Regions from separate parts of the Homo sapiens genome. Here region 1 is linked to region 2. A link is a loop called in an ENCODE intact Hi-C map of the cell type or tissue named here. Cell type or tissue: GM12878. All regions are shown on one strand.

What was found. A loop is a pair of places that touch in the nucleus more often than their neighbours do. Peaks named below come from ENCODE experiments on the same cell type or tissue, not always from the same donor. Only the 100,000 strongest peaks of a DNase experiment are listed, where the experiment ranks them.
Region 1: it touches region 2 in a loop (3-fold over the local background); 1 of 110 quality-filtered maps calls a loop at or near these places.

Annotation. Positions count from the first base shown.
Region 1 is chr2:134,200,008-134,204,007 of GRCh38, forward strand. It overlaps a transcript of MGAT5 not described here. Among named protein-coding and RNA genes, the nearest start is that of MGAT5, 52 kb to the right of the region's middle. RefSeq lists an enhancer at 3,122-3,623. In GM12878, no CTCF peak of the experiment used is centred here; no DNase peak of the experiment used is centred here.
Region 2 is chr2:134,019,562-134,023,561 of GRCh38, forward strand. The region is part of intron 3 of LOC105373628 (a long non-coding RNA gene); the gene reads right to left. Among named protein-coding and RNA genes, the nearest start is that of MIR3679, 110 kb to the right of the region's middle. RefSeq lists an enhancer at 1,366-1,465. In GM12878, no CTCF peak of the experiment used is centred here; DNase peaks (open chromatin) are centred at 1,280 and 2,450; H3K27ac peaks cover 443 bases.

The DNA of each region.
Region 1 (4,000 bases), 180 kb after region 2:
AAACACCTGAGAATTTTTCTCTGTCTCAGGTAAAGGATGTCATGTTGAAATGAGGAATTAATTACGTGCAGATAGTAAGTCTTTTATTTGGCAATGAGGACTATTTTAGCTGGTGTCCCTGCCTCCCTACCCCGCCCCCCAATCCCCCCATTCCCCCCCTGCCCCGCCAAGGCTGAGAAAGTCACAGCTTTTGGGAAGTATTCCAGAAATATCTGACTGACTGACCTTGGTAAGGACACCATAGTGGTCACGCTTGAGGGGTTTAAACAGATTTTCTGCCAAGGGAATATAGTCTCTAGCCTGAATACTTCAGACAGGGATGTCTGCAAGTCCCCTGACATCTTCCTTCCTTTGTAGATTCTTCTGGAAATTTCTCTCATGTCTGCAGTGATGCTGCCTTCACAGGAGCACAGCTGTTCTTCCTGGCTGATGGCAGTTGTTGCCAATTAATGGTGTTACAAGTCTCTTTTTCTTCTTTTCTCTGTTGAGCCTCTTTGTCCTTCACTCCCTAAATGTAATCAGAGAAACCCTATTTGGTGTAGACTGAGTGTCTTTCTATATAACCTCTATTAGCATTAGCCTTTCTCCATTTATTCACTCATTCAAGGAATAGTTGAGCACTTAGTGTGCCCTAAACTCTGTTTTAATCACGAAGTATGGAGTGAGCAAAACAGATGAGTTCTCTGCTTCTGTGGAGCCTATGTTCTGGTAAACGAAATAAACAGGATTTGCTGGGCATGGTGGCTCAAGTCTGTGATCCTAGCGTCTTGGGAGGCCAAGATGGAAGGATCACTTGAGGACAGGCATTCAAGACCACCCTGGGCAACATGGTGACACTCCGTCTCTACAAAAATAAAAATAAAAAAAATTAGCCCAGTGTTGTGGTATGCACCTGTAGTCCCAGCTATTCAGAAGGCTGAGGCAGGAGGATTGCTTGGTCTTGCTCTGTCTCCTGATTGCTATGTGACACGATCATAGCTCACTGCAGCCTTGAACTCCTGGGCTCAAGCCATCTTCCTGCCTCAGCCTCCTGAGTAGCTGGGACTACAGGTGTGTGCCACTACTCCCTGCTTGTCTTGTGTTTAATCATTCAAATACCTTTATTAAGGATGCCCTCTGTGCTTGATCTTACTTCGGGGGCTATTTCCTAAAAATATAATCTGGAGAGGCTGTGGTCTTTGCCCTCTGGAGGGCCGCTTTGGTTTAGTTGAGACAGGTTGGGCTGTGAACCAATAGCTATAGTCGAGTGTTAAATAAGGCAAAAGTAGGTCCAGGGGTTGGTAGGAGCAGGAAGAACTATCTTTTGTTCTCTTTGAGCTGGTGGACTGGAGTATGGGGTTGGGATATTGTAATCCTCTTATGCTTTGGCCATAATAAATTATTTTTCTGTATCTTTTCTATTTAAAAAGCCTTTTTCTTTTCATACTGTTTGACATTAGGGAACCAGTAGATGGGAGGGAAGATGGGATAATGGGGGTGTGGGGAGTGAGTAATTAGATTCCCCTTCAGCAGTCTCAGAAAAGAAGTCAGCATCTTCCACAGCACCGGGTCAGCTTGTGATGGTTCCAGACAGGGTGAAACAATTTTTATGATTTGTCTTCAGATCCTTTTCTCCTTTCACCTTCGGGGCGACCTGTGCTTGTCAGATCCTCCACGGCAGTTGTTATTGTCAAGTGAGGTAACAGTGGCACAATGCTAATGAGAAGGCAGAATGGTTGTCCAGGGTGGCCTTGGTGGCCGCCAGGCGCCAGCATCTTTATCAGCTCTGACATGCTGCTCAGAAGGCCAGCTCTCTGGGCCAAGCGCTGCTTTTTTTTTTTTTTTTTTTTTTTTTTTAATTGAGAGGAGTGACTATCCCTCCAAAAGCTGCTGATTAGCACTCTGGCTTGAAAGGCTCCATGCTAATATGTAGTTTGCTACAAAGATGCCAGGGTTTGGTATGGTCACTAAATTATTTTCCCTTCTCTGATAATTGGCTGGTTGATACTAATGAAGAGATGCAACTATTTTCATTATATTATTATTGAATACCCTTGAAACCACCCACCCCAAGAACTTGGACTTATCAGTAACTCATATCTATCTATGACATCCTCTCTTCTTCCATCCTCTGCCACCTGACCCAGCAGCCACTATTCAAAACTTCATTTTCTTGTTCAGCTTCTCTGTCTTTTGCCGACTGCTATGGTCTGAATGTTTGTGTCCCTCCAAAATTCATATGTTGAAATCTAATCCCCAACCTGATAGTGTTAAGAGGTGTGGGGCCTTTCAGGCCTCTGATTAAATCAGAGGGAGGAGCCCTTGTGAATGGGGTTCATGCCCTTATAAAAGAAGCTGCAGGGATTTTGTTTGCTCCTTCTGCCATTTGAGTACACAGCTAGAAATGGCATCTATGAAGCAGACAGTAGGCCCTTACCAGATGCCAAATTTGTTGGCGCCTTGATCTTGGATGTTCCAGCCTCCAGAGCTATGAGCAGTAAATTTCTGTTGTTCACAAATTGCGCAGTCTAAAGTGTTTCGTTTTACTAGGCTGAACAGACTGAGGCACTGGCCCAGGGTTTAGCATTCAGAAGTGTTGCCCCAGGCATCAGCCTCTGGCTGCCAGCCTCTACAGCCCAGCTCACTTTGTGGGGATGGGTGGGGTAGGAATGTCCTTAGGGACTTGTGAGATAAGCAGTGTCTTCAGAGCATGTTTTAGCCAGGATCTTTTTAAAGACATTCTTTAATCCTATACGGCCAATTGTCTCCTTTTAACCACTATTTTCTAATGCTATCTTTACCGTGCAGAATGCAAGTCACAGATAATGTAACCCAACAACAAACACAATTCTCCCCCAAAAAATCAATGCAATTTCCTAACTGTAATGTAAAAGGAAAAAAAAAGGAAAGTCATGCGGAGTCAAACAGGCATTTCATCATGTAAATGCGTGGGCCCACCTGTCCTAAGACAAAATGAAATAGCCAGATCTTTGTACCTGTTGGCAAAATCACCTATAAATGCAACATCTCCAAATACAGGATTTATTTGGTGACTCATATTACAGGAGTGGCTCTATCATCAATAATATAACTTTTTTTATGGTTAATAACTTGTAAAGTTCAGAACAGAAAGTATGTTCTTAGCTCATTATACATGGTAGTTGTATTCTGGGACAATTTTAAATGTGTTAAAACTATGCAAAAATTAGGTTATCCCCATAGGTTTTCCTGACCAGTGGGGTCTTAGTGTGCACAGAAGGTCAGAAACCCCTGGGTGCTCATTTACAATGCAGATTTTAGTCCCATCCTTGAGATTCAGCAAGTGTGAGGTAGGGCTTTGGAATCTGCATTTTTAATGAGCACCCCAGGTTATCCCAGTGCAGTTAGTGGGTCCAAGGATAAGTGGTTTTTCACTTAAGCTAAGGATCAGTCACAGGATGACTAATCAGATTTTTGGTGAGGCTTGGTAAGGAACATTTCTAGTGCCATTGATTTTTACATTAAATGTTTTTTTTCCCCAAAAGCTCAGGTGATGGGACATTCTGAAATCCTAGCACTCCCTAGGGTTTTCTAGGGCATGAGGGTGTGCGGAGGCTGAATGGAAGAGAGGACGGGGCTGATCGGGTCTCCATACACAACTCCTTGGTGCTTGTGACCTTGAGCAAGTCACTCCACCAGAGCCACGTTGTGACTCTTGGGGGCCCAAGACTGGGTTTAGTAGACCTCTTCCTCCATTTAAAATAAAAAATTATATTTTCATGACTGTGTCCAGGATGAATTGTATTCATTTTTTCCTTCTGACTTTAAAAGAAAGAAAATTCTCATGGGCCCCTAAAAGTTTGGTGGGCCTTTAGGCACTTGTTTAAGTTGGCCTCACACCTCTCTGGACATTCATTTCTTCACCTGAAAAATGTGATGGTAGCTACTTTGCAGGTATGTTGTGGGGATTTGATCTGATGGGAGTAATTCCCTCTGAGTACTTACTACCTGGCACAAGCTAGGAGTTATCATACATGGGCAA
Region 2 (4,000 bases):
CTACCTTGCAAAAGCTTTCAAGCTTATGGGTTCTACGGTCGGATTTAATGTTTAAGCTATTATATAAAAAATGGTAAAACTTGTCCCGTAGCATTTGAGATTTAATCTGAGTCTGTGTTGAGGAATATATGTTTGGACCAATGTTTTGGCAAAGTAATCCTGTCTGCTTTCTTGTAGAACAATGGTTCTCAAAATGTAGTCTCCAGATCAATAATATTAGCATCACCTGGGCACTTTCTAGAAATGCAAATTCTTCAGCCCCAGACTTGCTGCATGAAAAACTGGAAGTGGGGCTGAGAAATCTGTGCTTTAACAAAAGTCCTCCAAGTGATCCTGATGTGCATTAAAGTTTGAAACAACTGATAGAGGGAAAAGTCTTGGACTTTCCAAAAAATAATCACATTACAAATAGGACATGGGGTTACCACTTGATAAGAGAAGGTCAATGCGTTCAATTTGCCAGTGGGTGAAGGGCTTCTGACACCAGCTTCTCTGCATTACAAGCAGAGAACTCTATGTGATAACAAGCTGCAGTAATGGAAAATCCAGGCACGCACAGGCAGTTCTGATTTGTTCCACTTCTCCACTTTCCCAGGTGTCTCCTCCAACTGATGTATTGACTGGTAGAGGGGACTTAGGAATCATAGGATGCCTATATGGGCATAAACAAGTTGTAAACAGGGTGAAGGAAGCAACATGCTGTTTTCCTGATGGCCTCTTTCTAATCAGGGGCCTCATTCTTTTAGTTATATGGTTGTTTTATGGTTGGCAAGTGGCAAGAGGAAATAGATGGTCCTTGAGAGAAGCAGCTTTAGCAGCTGCAACAACTCAAGCAATTCCCTGACTAAGCTCATCCATGTAATTGATGTGGGCTATTGGTCATGGTGGAAAAGGTAAGAGGAATTATGAATGGGAATGTACTGGTGAGGAAAAATAATGTATTGGCCAGATAAACAACAGAGACCTGAGTTGGAATCCTGGAGACGATGATATTAGAATTAGGAATTATAGAATGAACAAAGCTGGCATACCCATTAAGGTGGCATAAGTTCTCAGCCAAACAGTAGGCTACCAGTCTGCCATCAGAGTTAAATGTCCTGACTGCTTTACCACGTATCTAGAGGTACATGGACTCTGGGCTAGAACTAAGACACCCTGTTTAAGGAGGTTTATTCACGAAGGGCTTCGTGCCTTTTATGCTTATTGTAAACATAAGTATTAAGACATCAAAGTGACCACATAGGAAATGTGACTTTGGTTTTAGCAGGAAGTGCTCTAAGCTAATTCTCATTAGGGCAGCTACCCACAGACAGATAGGACTTCTGCAAGAGGCAAATCTGGATAGTCCTTGTGGCTTAGTCATTGTTAGTTTTCCACTCAAGATGGTCCAGGTAGGAAGACCTGATCAGTCTATACCATGTTCAACTTGCAGTCCATTGCTGCAATTAATGTGCAAAGTAAATCTCAATTCAAAACACACACAGGTCAAGAAGAGATGTTCTTCGTGAAATGTTCAGGGATGGCTTGAGGCCAGGAAACTGTGCAGAAGCATACTCCGGTGGGCATACGGGGAGTGAACCTGCTGAAAGGCTTTTTCAGGCCCCTTAGAAGGCTTCTTCTTCAATGTTGACTCAAATTTGCAGACTTTCTAGGGTATTTGTGTGGGAAGCACTTGAGCATTTTGTCTCTCATATAAGTTTCTCCTCCCACTTCCACCTTACCTCCATCTGCTCAAGATAAATCTTCTTCAGGTTTCCCTACATTATGGCCCATCAAAAAGAAGGCGTAATTGTGAGTCCTCCTGGTTGTACTTGTTCCATATTTTAACAAACTTTCTAACCAGGCAATCTAATGGATTAGCAAAAACTAAACAATGCTGGAAAGCCCTATTAAATCCTTGGACCAGGAAGTGCCCCCATGGTCAACAGATTCAGGCCAGGGATGAAAACAGGACGCTCAAATGTTTTATAAAGTCTTATAGAAAAGATATTGTAGCCAGGTGCGGTGGCTCACGCCTGTAATCTCAACACTTTGGGAGGCCGAGGTGGGCAGATTACTTGAGGTCATGAGTTCAAGACCAGCCTGGCCAACATGGTGAAACCTCGTCTCTACTAAAAATACAAAAATTAGCCCCACATGGTGGTGTACACCTGTAATCCCAGCTACCTGAAAGGCTGAGGCACAGAAATCCCTTGAATCCAGGATGCGGAGGTTGCAGTGATCTAAGATCATGACACTGCACTCCATCCTGGGCAATAGAGTGAGATTCTGTCTCAAAAAAAAAAGAAAAGAAAAGAAAAGAAAAAAGAAAAGATATTGTAAGTGGAAATAGGTGACACAGAGAATAGACAGACAAAGGGCAGGCTTCATTTATGACCTAGAATTGAAATGACAAAGCCTTTCAAACTGAAACTGTTCAGGTCCAGAGACAACTGAGTCAGCCCCAGACAGCAAAGAGGAGTTCAGAAGAGGAACTGAAAGTTAGATGGCAGGAGGCTTCACTGTGTGCCCCTAGTCCTTATGATGCCAGTCCTCTTCACTGGCCTCGAGGGCCACATGGACACAGATCCTGCAGACTACACCAAATTGATAAAGAAAGCCATACCAGCTGTTCAGGTGTTCGGGTAAACTCCGTCATTCACTAAAATCAAGCATCAAATGGAAGGGGGAAGCACATAATATCCAAAAGTAAGTGGTCCAACTCGCCAGTCTTGTTAAGACCTTAAAGGAAGGGTCAGACAACTTTTCTGCAAAGGATCAGACAGTAAATATGTCAGGCTTTGTGGGCCGTGCTGTCTCTTTCACAGCTGCTCAACTCTGCCCTTGTGGCAAGAAAGCAGGTGTAAAATAAGTGGGGCTATGTTCCAACAATACTGATGTGAATTTCATATAGTTTTGACATGTCAGGAAATGTTACTCTTCTGTTGATTTTTTTAAAAAATGTAAAAGCTGGCCAGGTGTGGTGGGTCAGGCCTGTAATCCCAGCACTTTGGGAGGCCAAGGCGGGCGGATCACCTGAGGTCAGGAGTTTGAGACCAGCCTGGCCAACATGGTGAAACTTCATCTCTATTAAAAATATAAAAATTAGCCAGGTGTGGTGGCAGACGCCTGTAATCCCAGCTACTTGGTAGGCTGAGGTGGGAGAATCGCTTGAACTCAGGAGGCAGAGGCTGCCCTGAGCCAAGGTTGCACCACTGCACTCCATCCTGGGCGACAGAGCGAGACTCAATTAAAAAAAGTCTAAAAGCCATTTTAGCTTATGTGCTGTACAAAAACAGATGGCAGCTAGATTTAGCCCATGGGGGTATGTTTGCTGACCCCTGCCTTAAAGATACAGTACCATCATTGTTTTAGATATCCTCACGTGGAACTAAAGTAATACTTAATCCATTATTTTATGTAATATCCACTAAGTAAGGTATATACAATGATCAACATTTTTTAGAGAAGGAGAAACCAAGGTTCACACAAATTCATTAATATTCTCAAGATTAGGTTCCACAGCTAGTCAGTGTCAATACCAGGGATCTCTGCTTTTTCCTGTGTACCTTTCCTTAATGATTTTTTTTTTCTTGAGACAGAGTCTTGCTCTGTCATCCAGGCTGGAGTGCAGTGGCATGATCTCGGCTCACTGCAACCTCTGCCTCCCAGGTTCAAGTGATTCTCCTGCTTCAACCTCCTGAGTAGCTGGGACTATAGGTGTGCACCACCATGCCTGGCTAATTTTTTTGTATTTTTAGTAGAGATGGGGTTTCAACATGTTGGCCAGGCTGGTCTTGAACTCCTGACCTAGGTGATCTGCCTGCCTCGGCCTCCCAAAGTGCTGAGATTACAGGCATAAGCCTGAAAATTCTAAAAGCAAACACATATTGAGCATTCAACATGTGCCAGATGCTGCTCTACATGCTCTAGACCAGCGTTTCTCAACCAGGGCCAAAAGTGGGTATTTGGCAATGTCTGGAGATATTTCTGGTTGTCACAGTGCTGGGGAAGGACTGCC